Linked DNA regions of Homo sapiens: regions 2 and 3 are each linked to region 1. Evidence: chromatin contacts called from ENCODE Hi-C or POLR2A ChIA-PET data. All regions are on one chromosome and are shown on one strand. The core of a region is the stretch at or near the end of the contact, and the rest is flanking DNA. Distances in the headings are between cores, read along the strand shown.

Evidence for each region. A loop is a pair of places that touch in the nucleus more often than their neighbours do. ChIA-PET counts read pairs that join two places held with the same protein, here RNA polymerase II (POLR2A). Pooled maps may share reads with other maps.
Region 2: a loop to region 1 is called in a pooled map, with 4 times the contacts of the local background. The contact joins the enhancer-like site here to the promoter of HELZ in region 1. A Hi-C loop is called at or near these places in 7 of 50 pooled maps. POLR2A ChIA-PET finds 5 or more read pairs at or near these places in 3 of 52 experiments (CD4-positive, alpha-beta T cell, HCT116 and activated T-cell).
Region 3: a map of gastrocnemius medialis shows a loop between it and region 1 (2.1-fold over the local background). The contact joins the promoter of CACNG1 here to the promoter of HELZ in region 1. A Hi-C loop is called at or near these places in 1 of 168 maps with a recorded cell type or tissue (gastrocnemius medialis) and 2 of 50 pooled maps. POLR2A ChIA-PET finds 5 or more read pairs at or near these places in 3 of 52 experiments (H1, activated CD4-positive, alpha-beta T cell and activated naive CD4-positive, alpha-beta T cell).

Annotation. Positions count from the first base shown.
Region 1 is chr17:67,243,250-67,247,327 of GRCh38, reverse strand. HELZ (helicase with zinc finger) reads left to right here and starts at 2,132. Exons shown (of 33, transcript NM_014877.4): 1 at 2,132-2,180; 2 at 3,489-3,544. It overlaps HELZ-AS1 (HELZ antisense RNA 1), which reads right to left and starts at 2,552. Exons shown (of 4, transcript NR_136398.1): 1 at 2,120-2,552. RefSeq lists silencers at 1,115-1,314, 1,325-1,414, 1,965-2,454, 2,555-2,604 and enhancers at 934-1,920, 1,921-2,908.
Region 2 is chr17:67,473,478-67,477,555 of GRCh38, reverse strand. All of the region lies in intron 1 of PITPNC1 (phosphatidylinositol transfer protein cytoplasmic 1), which reads right to left. Among named protein-coding and RNA genes, the nearest start is that of MIR548D2, 3.9 kb to the right of the region's middle. Within about 2 kb of position 2,000, at least 21 of the 41 ENCODE cell types and tissues checked have a DNase peak (open chromatin) inside an H3K27ac peak, as active enhancers do; they include CD4-positive, alpha-beta T cell, where a contact is called at or near this core.
Region 3 is chr17:67,042,190-67,046,267 of GRCh38, reverse strand. It overlaps CACNG1 (calcium voltage-gated channel auxiliary subunit gamma 1), which reads right to left and starts at 1,714. Exons shown (of 4, transcript NM_000727.4): 1 at 1,379-1,714. The coding sequence starts at 1,607.

The sequences.
Region 1 (4,078 bases), core at 883-3,382:
GGTTGGGCAGTCACACAAACTGAACACTTATTTGGGTCAATGCCTATACAAGGCAAAGAAAGGCTGCTTATCAAAGAAACGTGTTTGGGAGACACAGTCCTTGCCCTCAACTTATTTCCTGTTTACTTATATTAGGTGGGTGCAAAAGTCACTGCGGCTTTTGTCATTACTTTTGCATAAACTCAGACCACATACCTAAAGGTGCCATGCAAACAAAACCACCATTAAGCCAGTGCATACCAGTGGCTAAATAAGTGCAAAAGAGGAATTGGAAAAGAAGCACCTGGGGTACCCTGGAAAGAGACATTGGAGCCTTCTTCAGACGGGCCAAGCATTCCCTTTTCCAGCAGGAGGGGCGCTGCCTCCCCCCAGCCTAGCCCATGCCCTTGGTGGCTACCTTGCTGGGCCGTCTAAGAACCTGGCTCCAGGCTCCAGTTTCTCCACTTATTCCGAGGTGAGAAGCAGGTGACTCAGGGGAGGTTGCTCCCCAGCACGCTGCGTTCTTGGCTGGGAATGACTCACTACCTCGTTCCCTCCTTCACGAGTGACCCGGGGCCAATCCCTTAATGTGTCTACACCTTCTCATCAGACCGGGACAATTGCCTGGTGGAGTTTTTGGCTCCCCAGGGGCAGGGCTCCTGTCTGCCACCGTTCACGTTCCTAGTGAGGCTGTTGATAGGGTCTGGAGGAGCGTAAAATCCTCGGGTAGATCCAAGGCCCCAGGCCCTCCCCGTGCACCGAAAGAGGGTTTTAATGCCAGTGCTTCTGCGGTCTTCTAAAGGTAGAGCCGTTCAACAGCATTTTGTACCGAATACAATTCGCAAGCATTCCTGTCTTGGAGAATTTTCTTTTGGGTATCTCCTTGTTGTAAAAACTTGCTTGGAAAAAAAAAAAAGCAACTGGAGCAGGCCTCCAAAGACAGCAAAGCAGGGACCAGAGGCTCTGCGGAGAGCGCGGGAGGAGGCTGACCAAGGGGCCTCCGTTGCTGGGGGGACCTGGGCGGCTGGACGCCGGGGTCAGTACGCTGCTCGCCCCGCGCAGCCGAAAGCGGGCGTGGTGTCGCGGGGAGAGGATGCCCGGCAGCAGTGTGGCCGGCGGGCTGGGGGTACTCGCCCGGGTCAGAGACCTCAGCCCGCGCCAAGGCGCCCCACACTTTCCAGCGCAGCGGGTCGCAGCCCGGAGACGCCGGGCGTCCCCACCTCCAGCCTCCCGAGCTGCAGCGGCGCCCGCGGTTCTCCCCCGACCCGCCAGGTGGACCCGGACTGGCGCACCCTGCTTTCCGCCCGGGACCCTCCCCCGAGCCCTGGCTGCCTCCGCGCCCCGCCCCGCCCGGAGCCCGCAGCCGGCGCCCCGGATTACCTGCCCCGGAGTCACAGTCCGCAGCCCGGACGCTCCCAGGGTGGCTCCGCGGAGCCTGGAGCCACATTCCTAGGGGAGGGGTCCCCACCTAGAGGGTCGCGGATCACGTTACCCGCCCGGAGGAGGAGACCGCGGGACACAGAGTAAACAAGGGGTAAAAAGTTGCATTTGGCTCAATTTTTTTTTTTAAATCGTGCTTCGACGCTGGTGGACTCGGGGACACGGCGTCCTCCCAGTTCCCGGAGCCCAACGGCCCCGGGGCGGTTTCCCAGGGCAGAGGCACCTCTCCGGGCGGCGGGTGCGGAGCTGGTCTGCGCGGCCTCTGAAGGCGACCCCGGCCGCTCGCGGGCTTCCTGGAAGCGCGGCCGCAGGAGCAGAAACGCTCACATCCACGCGCACAAATAAATCCGCGAGCAGCTCCGCGCCGCGCCGCGGGCGGCAAGGAAACCTCGGGTTGATTCAATGCAGACGCGGGGCGTCTGCCCGGGCAGGAACGCGGCGAGGCGAGAGGACCGGGCGTGGGGGCAGGGAGGCCGGGGCAGGAGAAAGGGAGAAAACCCCAAAGCCACGTTTTAAAAATGCGGGTGAATTTTCAATGCCGTCAGCCCGGGGGAGGGGAAGGGGCCAGCTGCGGGCGCCGGGGTCGGCAGTCCACCCGGGGCAACTTTCCGGGCGGGAGGCGCGGCCGGAGGGGGCGGCGCCGGCGGCGGGAGGCGGGAGTCGGGGGCCGGGGGGAGTCACTTTAAAGGCTCTTTCTTACCCATAATGCTTTGTGGGGACGTTGACAAGTGGATCCAAGATGGCGTAGAAAGTAATGACAGGTAAGTCCTGACTTCCCCCTTCTCTGCTCCTGGGGCCGCTCCGCGAGCTCCCGGAGCTCTCCGGGGAGGGGACCCGACTCCCCTCCGGTGTCCCGGACCCCGGGCGCGGCGGCCCCGGGGCAGGCTGGGGGCCTGGGCGGCCCGCGGCTGGGCCTGGGAAGCGCGGCTCTTCGAGGCGAGGCCCGGACGCTGGGGCTGTTTACAGCTTCTTCCCCTACTTAGTCCCCTTCCCCTCCGCTGGGGCCCGCAGCGTCCTGGGCCCTGGCAGGAGAGGGGGCCTTGCACGCCTGGCCCGGGAGCCTGCGGGAGGTTTCTCCGGCCCAGAGCACTCTGGGAGGGGGACTCGAGCCTCCCGGCACGTTCCCCTCCTCCGGGTCGCGGCTGGGGGTGGGGAGCGTGCGGGCCTCCCACGCCCCGCTCGATGCCCCCCCTCAGGCCTCGGACTTCCACCGGGTGGGGTGGGGGCTGGAGCGGGGGCGTGGGGAAAAGTGGGTCAGGCGTGCGCCCCCTCCCTCCCCCGCGGAGGGCTCTCGGCCCGAGATTCACTTTCTTCCCCCCTTTCCCCGCCCCCTCCTCGGAAATGCTCTTTGGCCCACAAGCACATCAACAAAAATAAAGATAGGCTCTCTTTTCCTGGAGATTCCTTGAGAGTACTCCAGTACCCTTTTCAAGGGCTCACAGACTGCAGTCTTACCTAGGGAACTTCGATTCCTCTCCCCTAAATTATTGGAGCCTTCTGCACCCTCGCCTTTGCTGAGAAATCTTCAGACAGGGCTGGAAGCCAGGGTCCTCTGATTGTTCTTGGATCGGGATCCTCAGGTTTTGTTTGCAGTTCAAAAATTGTCATTCCTTCTCCCTCACAACTTAACACTTCTCAGGCAAATCATTAATATAATAAAAAGTGTAACTTCAGAGACAGTGGATTCCTGGAGCGGGGGAAGGAGGGAGGAGTTGTCTGTCTTGCCTAGTTTGTTCTTAATTTTGCTCTCTCTTAAACTCATATTAATGAAATTTCCTCTCCTTCATTTCTTTATGTTTTTGAAAGTAAGGTCAGTCTGTGTTGAAAAAGATGATTTTATTATGTTTTTGAGTTTTAAGAGCATTGTATAATCTATTCTTTTACCTTACTGAAAGGAAATGTTTTAAGGTCAAAAACCAGACTCATTTGCAAAGCTGCACACTGTACCATTTTTGTAACTTTTTCCATTTTAAATGTAGATGCCCTTTCACTTCAGGCTGATAAAATGTTTGCTACTGATAATGTCTGTTACTGGTGTTGTATGGAAACATCTTTTCTATTTGCCTCAGGATTTGGATGAAGTAATGGATCACTAATGAACTACAGTGCTGGTGAGATGTGTAAGGTGAGACTGCAGTTAAAAATGATTTCCTTTTTTTCCTTCTTTATTTTAATCAACTGGTAAGAGTAAGGCTGAAACTGAGTAATTTGATGGGGCCATCTTTGTTTTCCAAATGTATCACTCAGTCAGTGGGTCTATGGGCAGGGCTAGATTTAGAAAGGAAAAATATGTTGAATGTACCAATCTTTTCAGTTGCTCCAACATACTCAAACATAGTGGTACTTAACTAAGAGCCAAATGTTACTTGCAGCTATTCTTGATCAGTATCTTCACCAGGGATAATTATAGTTTGCCTATTCAAATTTTCTTGCGTAACTTTACTTGGATGTCTTAATTTTATTTGTGTTTTGGTGTCTATCACCTACTGTACGTTTAGTCCCGGTGATTATGTATATGGATTTTGTGTGTACCTGGTTTGTGGGACTCGTAAAGTATACCCTTTCCGTTAGAAAGAATTAGGCAGGTCAATCACTCCTGCTTTTATTTTCTGAAAAATGGAGTAGTACTTTTCTCTTTAATAATTATTTTGAAATAAAG
Region 2 (4,078 bases), core at 751-3,250, 230 kb before region 1:
TGAGCTGGGCAGGCTGGACACGGTGGCTCACGTCTGTAATCCCAGCATTTTGGGAGGCCAAGATGGGTGGATCAGCTGAGGTCAGGAGTTCGAGACCAGTTTAACCAACATAGTGAAACCCCATCTCTACTAAAAATACAAAATCAGCTGGTGTAGTGGCATATGCCTGTAATCCCAGCTACTTGGGAGGCTGAGGCAGGAGAATCGCTTGAACCCGGGAGGCAGAGGTTGCAGTGAGTGAAGACTGTGCCATTGCACTCCAGCCTGGGCAATAAGAGTGAAACTCCATCTCAAAAAAAAAAAAAAAAAAAAAAGAGCTGGGTGTGTTGGCACACACCTGTAGTCTCAGGTACTTGGGGGGCTGAGGCAGGAGGGTCCCTTGAGCCCAGAAGGTAGAGGCTGCAGTGTGCTGCGATCATGCCATTGCACTCCAGCCCTGGTGACAGAGACCTGTCTCATAAATAAACAAATAAGACATCCTCCACAGACACCAATGGATAGCACTGTATGTCTGATCTCAAAAGCAACACTCAGAGTTTCCAAACTTCGCCATGCACAGGAATCATCTGAGAACCTTGTTGCAATGCAGGTTCTGATTCAGAGGGTCTGGGGTGGGGCCTGAGACTCTGCATTTCTAACAAGCTCGCAGGTGATGCTGATGCGACTGGTTCATGGACCACACCTGGAGGAGAAGCGCTTCAACCCCAGGCAGCAGGTTAGAATCACAGCCCAGGACCCAGCCCTGGCCCGGCCCCGTTAATCCATATATCTGGCCAGGCACAGTGGCTCACACCTGTAATGCCAGAACTTTGGGAGGTGGAGGTGGGAGTATTGCTTGAGCCCAGGAATTCAAGACCAGCCTGGGCAACATAGTGAGACCCCATCTCTACAAAAAAATAAACAAAAATTAAAAAATAAATCTGTATATCTGAGAGTGAAGCCAACCACTAAGATTTTTTTTTGTTTCCCAGGTGATTCTTATATGCATCCAGAGTTAAGAACCCACTGGCTGAACTAATTCCAGCTCTTGCTATCAAGCAGACATATGGACCTAAGAAATTTAGTCTCTAGGCCGGGCGTGGTGGGTAACACCTTAATCCCAGCACTTTGGGAGGCCAAGGCGGGTGAATTACCTGAGGTCAGGAGTTCAAGACCAGCCTGGCCAACATGGGGAAACCCCGTCTCCACTAAAAATACAAAAATTAGCCGGGCATGGTGGTGCATGCCTGTAATCCCAGCTCCTCAGGAGGCTGAGGCAGGGCAATCACTTGAACCTGGGGGGACAGAGGCTGCAGTGACCCAAGATCGTGCCACTGCACTCCAGCCTGGGTGACAAAGCGAGACTCCATCTCAAAAAAAAAAAAAAAGAAAAGAAAGAAATTTAGTCTCTAGGAATCTGTTTCATCATCAGAAATGTGGGGATGTGTTGGTATAAATGGATTGGTATCAAGACAAATTTAGTCTTTGAAAGCACTTTGGAAGGGGATAGAATATAATAGTTGTTTTGCATCATATTATCATAGCTTCTTTGATTAGAGTGAGGAGTTAATACTGTCCCTCAATATCAAATTCCACAAATAAGGACTGCATGCTAGCTCTATGGGAGACACTGGGGTTTTTTTACGTTAGAGACCGCTCTGTTGCTCTGTTAACTTCCCACAGCCCAATGCCTTAACTGACAGTCGACTGAGAAATGGATTGGAGGTCCCCATGGCATCCCAGCCAGAACCTTGAAAAATCCTCCTAAAATTGTTTCAACTATGGATTCCTGGCACTGAATCCTGATTGTGCTTACTGATGCACAACCTACAAAGCAAACACGCATTCCCTCCCCTTCCAGTCCTCCCTAATCCTGCCAATCCTATCCTCCCAGGTGGTAACAAGGTTCTCTGCTGCCAACTTTCAACTTTCTGTGCAATAAACAAAGCTCCCTCGCAGCAAAGGGCATCAGTTCTGCCAGCCACCAACAGATGGCATCAGCGGCTGTACGAGGTCGTCGCAGCCTCTGCCTTGGCCTTGTTCCTCAATCTGTCGTGTTCGCTATGTTTGAAATGGCAGTGTCTTGTTAAAAACGTAGGGAAGGTGACAGAAAATTAGGCCCCAGTGCAAGCATCTTTGGACAGTCAAATGAGAGTTGTAAAGGAGTAAGAGTCCCAAACACCCCGGGCTGTTTTATGAAACAAACCAATGTTGTACCCAGCTCGGTAGGCGTCACGTTGGATTTAGAACAAATGGGCTTTCAGAAATTAACCTATGAGAAGAGCTGCTGTGTCCCCAACTGTGATAACAATCAAGTTGCTTCCCACGGCCCACACAGAAACCGCGCAGAAAGCAAAACACCCTCCACCGCGAGGAAGGCTAGAACCACGGCAACGCTTTTCAGAACCAAAGACCCTCTGCGAACCAGAACTTCATTTCCTCTTCATTCATCTGTGCTGTGTGCTGAAAGGACCATCCGCTATTCCCAAGAAAGCAGGGCCCTCCCTCATCCATAGCGTCAACGTTGAGTGTTCACACTAGAGCAGCTTAGCTCTTTCTGCAGAAAATTAATAGGTGAATGCCATCATCTTAGTCTTTCAAAGTAATGGTCAAGAATCCCGTGGGCTGGATGCAGTGGCTCATGCCTATAATCCCAACACTTTGGGAGGCTGAGGTAGGAGGACTGCTTGAGCCCAAGAGTTTGAGACCAGCCTGAGCAACACAGTGAGTCCCCCTCTTCAAGAAAAAAAAAAAAGCCGCCGGGCATGGTGGTGTGCACCTGCAGTCCTAGCTTCTCAGGAGGCTGAGGTGGGAGGATTGTTTGAGCCCGGGAGGTCAAGGCTGCAATGAGCTATGGATCATGCCACTGCACTCCAGCCTTGGCAACAGAGGGAGACAAAAAAATAAAAATAAAGAGAAGAAGAATCCTACGGATTGCCAGAATTGTGTGTGTTAATTTTAGATCTGTGGTTCTCAGCATGGGGCGATTTTGCTCCCCAGGGCACATTTGACACTGCCTGGAGACATTTTGGTGGTCACTGCTGGGGAAACAGGAGAGGGCACTAAAGCATCTAGAGGGTAGAGGCCAGGGATGCTGCGACACAGCCTGCAATGCACAAGACGGCTCCCACAACAATGAATTATCTGCTCCAAATGTCGGCAGGGCTGAGGTTGAGAAACGTTACTCTAGAGGCCAGGAATTTTGGCCAAGACAATTAAAATTCCAAAAGTCAACTTCCCATTGTCGTCACAGAAAACATCTTGACGGAGAAGACAAAAGCTAATTAGTTGGAACTCCTTCAAGTTCTCCTTCCTGACATGGAAATCGACCCTCCCAAACTTTCCTCTTACCCATTTGTGGGAACAGGGTGTCCCTTGTTTTTGCCAAGACCCCCACCTCCGGATCTCCTTCTCACTGACCTTCCTAGGAACTTCGCTCCATCCACCGCCCATTCCTCCCCCAGCATCTATGCTCCTCCTCCCCACACCTCCTGCTACCTGGCTCACAGTTAGGTTAACTTAAAGTAGTCCATTTTCCCATCTTAAAAACATCTCTCACCCAGAGAATAAAATAAGTACTTGTGAGTCCACACTGATATAAATAAATGAGAGGATAGATAAACAAATACCTGGAGAAGAAACAAATTTCCCTTACAGAAGAATTCCATGTAATAAAGGCAGAAGGCATGGGAGAATAGAAAATCACCAGGAGAACATTACAGTAATAATAGCTGCAGGCAGGGTCCACTGAGGAATGTTAAGTTCATGGGCAAACTTTAAGGGGAAACAGGATACCTGCATAGGCTCAACACATCCCTCCAAAAACATTTATTAGCCAGGTGAGGTGGCATGCACCTGTAATGCCTGCTACTCTGAAGGCTGAGGCATGAGCATCACTTGAGCTCAGGAGTTCAAGGCCAGCCTGGGAAACATAACAAGACCCCATCTCCAAAAAATATTAAAAAGCACACCAGGGCCGGGGGCGGTGGCTCACACCTGTAATCCCAGCACTTTGGGAGGCTGAGGCGTGCAGATCACGAGGTCGGTGAAACCCCGTCTCTACTAAAAAAATACAAAAAAATTAGCCGGATGTAGTGGC
Region 3 (4,078 bases), core at 465-2,964, 200 kb after region 1:
TGACATCACTCTGCTCCACTGCCACTGTGGATGGGCGTCTGTAAGCCGAGGAAGGGATCTCACGTTGCTGAGAGTCAGTCCCATATTTTATAGAGGAAGAAGCAGAGGCTGAGATGAGCTTTGTCCTCCCTGGATGGTCATTTGAGGGTAGTGGGCAATGGCGATTAGATCCCTGGCTGCCTGGTCTCCATGAGCACTCTTTCCTCTAAAGTGCTGTATTTGCTAAGAATCCAGAAGCCTCTGCATTTGCAGAATAGAGGCTAGTCACGCGACTACCAGGTACTCCTGAAAAGGACCTTACCTTCAACGTGTGGTTCGGTCACACGGTAGGAAATCGAGGAATACGCTTAAATTACAGGGTGAGGAAATGCTTTGTAACTCTGACAGGGTCTGAGCTAAGACAGGATGCATAGAGGACTGAAGTCCTGACAAAAGGACAGGTGGAGGTCGGGCATGGTGGCTCACGTCTGTAATCCCAGCACTCTGGGAGGCCAAGGCAGGTGGATCACCTGAGGTCAGGAGTTCGAGACCAGCCTGACCAACATGGTGAAACCCCGTCTCTACTGAAAGTACAAAAATTAGATGGGTGTGGTGGTGCATGCCTGTAATCCCAGCTACTGGGGAAGCTGAGGCAGGAGAATCGCTTGAGTCCAGGAGGCAGAAGTTGCAGGGAGCCAAGATCATGCCACTGCACTCCAGCCTGAGCGACAAAGTTGTCTCAAAAAAAAAAAAAAAAAAAAAAAGAAGGTGGGGGCAGGTGGCTCACCTACAGCCTACAGCCATGTCCTGCTTCACAGACATTCAACCTGTGCAGCTGCTCCAGGCCCAGAGCCCACAAGGGCCCATGTGTGGTTTCATGTGCTGCTGTCACTGCCTTGAAATCCTTGGTAATTTGGAGCAAGGAACCCTGCATTTTCATTCTGCACAGGACCCTGCAAATTCCATCGCCTATGCTCTCTCCTCTCCTGCCTTGAGGCCAGGAACAAACCTGCCAGCCCCATGGGTCCCCCTAGCCTGAGGACACAGAGCCACCTAGCTTTTCTTTGCAGGGAGAGAGTGAGCAGGTGGGGCCCAGAAGTCCCTGGGCTGGTAGAGCTGCAGTTCCTTTCTTGAGCCTGCCCAGCTCTCTGCTCTGGGCAAAAAGCCCCAAGGTCCAGCCAGACAGAAATAGCTGGGACAAACGCCCTCGTCTTACAACCCAGCCCCAGCCACCAGCACCACACATGCAATTCATATCTTCTTCCCTGGGCAGAAAAGGCTGGGCGGCTGCCCTATTTCTAGGCAGAGAAACCTGCCTTCCTTCGCAAGGGCAACTTTGCCAGGGGGATGACGGGGAAGAGCAGGAGGTGGGGATCGGGACGGAGGGTGGGTACGTTACCCCCGGGCAGGGTGATGGGCCCGCAGGTCTTGCTGTCGTCCATGGGGATGCGCTTGGTACAAATCCGCCAGAGGCCGAAGTGGGCCGCCTCGCAGGTAGTGTTGTGGTGCTCCATGTGGGGGCTCAGCACAGCCCAGTGGTCGGTTACCACGGCTGTCATGGCCAGCACGATGCCTGCCAGGATGCAGAAGAGGGTCACGCGGACCTTCAGCATTTTGGTCTGGGACATGGTGGTCGCCGAGGCGTGGGTGCCCTGGGCAGGGTCCGGCGGCTGCGTCTCCTAGGGCAGGTGACAAGCCGAGCTTGGGGGGTGGCAGTGGTTGTCGAGCTGGGAGTGGCCACTAAGTTTAGTGTGCCTGGCTGAGCCAGAGTGGGCTGGCCTTGGGGCCGAGGGACGCGGGACGTGCTGAGCAGCTGCCCAGACGCGTCAGGGGCCTGAGGGAGGCTGCTATTAATGCCCATCTCCAGGCGTGGCACCGAGGACAGCTTCTGCTCGGGTTTCAGGGTTTTCTGCCCCTCTGGGAGCCAGAAATACCCCAGTGCGGCGGGGCAGGGTGGCAAGGAGAGAAGGCTCTGGATGGTAGATTGAGGCCTCTGTGAGTAGCAGCTCAGGGTGCCTGAGTTGGGAGAGGGCGAGAGGTGGGCAGCAGGGCCCCGGGGGTGGGGATCTGCCTGCTCTGGGCTGATGGGAAAGGGCAGCCCAGGCCAGGGGAGGAGACCAGGAGCTGCGGGCTGCACGGCTGTCCCGGGCTCCCACGGGGTAAGCCTGTTACCGGCAGGGCAGTGAGTAGGTTCTCATCCTGGGATCTGAGGGGCTAGGATTCTGTCTAATGACATCCCGGGAACCCAGTCCAGGGCCTGTGGAGTCCACCTCTTAGGCAAGCGTTTTAGCCACAAACCCCACGGCATCCCCCAAACCATAGGAAGGTTTTAGGTGGTTCCCAGGTCTGGCCTTACCCAACTCTGATCCCTCCACGAGAACATTACTTCCTTTTCAATTCTCTTTCCATCCCCAAAACTGGGTCCAGAGCAAAGCTCTGTTCGAGGTCAGTGTCATTATTGCCTGTAAAGTGTCCTTTGAAACAAAGCGAGAACGGCCCGAAGAGGACGAGGAATCCTGCTGGACTTGGTCATTCTGTTTTTCAGGGCACTGTTTGGTTTTGCCTTCTATTAACAGCAGGTGATAACGACTTTCCAGTTATGTTTGAATTTGAAAAATAAGTGTGTGAGTAAAAAAGAATGAATAGGTTGATTTATAGGGGATCATTAGGAGCTCATGGGCGTGCAGAGAACACAGAAAGCCCGGGATCGACCACCCTCCGACGGTCCTGTGCACCCGCCTGGCCCCCAGGCTGGTCTCCGAGGCTCCAGCCTCTACATCTCTCCTGGGTTGTGTCATCTCTTCCTTCTCGGCTCACAGGGTGGCCCTTTTTGGGTGTAGCCGAGAGGCTGACGCATGACCAGGAATAGCCTCCTGAGCTGGGTGGGGCCTTGAGCTTCAAAATCCTGGCCTCAGATTGACACGATTTACAGAGACTCTGCCCATGTGGACAGAAATGTTTCGGCCTCCAGCCTTAGAATCACAGAAAGTTCATGATGATGATAATCAGAACAGTGGCTCATCTTCAGTGAGTGCTTACTATCTACCAGGTACCCTGCTAAGCCTTCATCCATTGTCACAGTTACTCTTCACACCAATCCACAAGGGGACTACAACGGTTACTGCCATTTCACAGACAAGGACATGGAAGCTCAGAGACATGAAGTCACTTGTCCAAGGTCACACAGCGAGAAAATGAGGAATCCAGGTTTCAGGACCCAGAGCCCAAAGTCATAACGAATGGTTGGAACTGGGAAGAAACTTCATGATCTATTGTGACAGATTAGGAATCTGCAGCCCAGAGAGGAGATGTGAGGAGCCAGGACTACCTGGTGAACAGCCCCAGGGCTGAGCTGAACCCTCGCATCTCCAGCCACTGGCTTGTGCTTATTGCAGTTCCATCCAAACTTCCATATTTTTAAAATCAGTCTCTCATACATATTACAATCTCCTGAGAGCTTATCTCCCCACTGTTCTCATCTCTGCTTCCCTTCCTCCCTGTCCCCCCACCTCTGTGTTCCCTGTGGGTGCTAATCCATCACAACTGACTGATCACTGACTGACTGTTGACATATGCCACCGCCCCTGCTTCAGCTCGTGGAGAAACTGCCTGTCACCAGGTGGGTAGACCATCTCCATGGGGAATTCCCAGAAGCTGGGACATGGCTGCAGCCTCTGAGCCCTCTCTTGTTGTTTGTGGGGGCCCAGCTTCAGGATCCTGGCACCTGGGGATCTCAGGAGGTGCTGTACAGCTTGATTAGACCTACTGAGTGCCAGGCACCCAGCAAAGCAGTAGCTGGGGAGCCAGAAGAGGGTTCCAGTGTTTTAAGACAGAAAATCTAGAAAGAAGCTATTTAATTTTAGCATTACAAGTAAATACAGTGTCATTGGAAAAATGAAAGTGTCTTTTGAATTTCCTGGTGTGGTGGGGGTGGATGCCCTAAGCTCTTCGGTGCCAAGAGCCTCTGACGGCCTTGGAAAGCACCCTGAAAGGGCCCAGCCCAGAGGGTGCACCCAGCGCCAGCCATGATGACATTGCAGGCCCTTCAAAGATGCCAGGCCTTGGTGAGGACAGCAACCAGGAACTTCTGCTGCTCTTT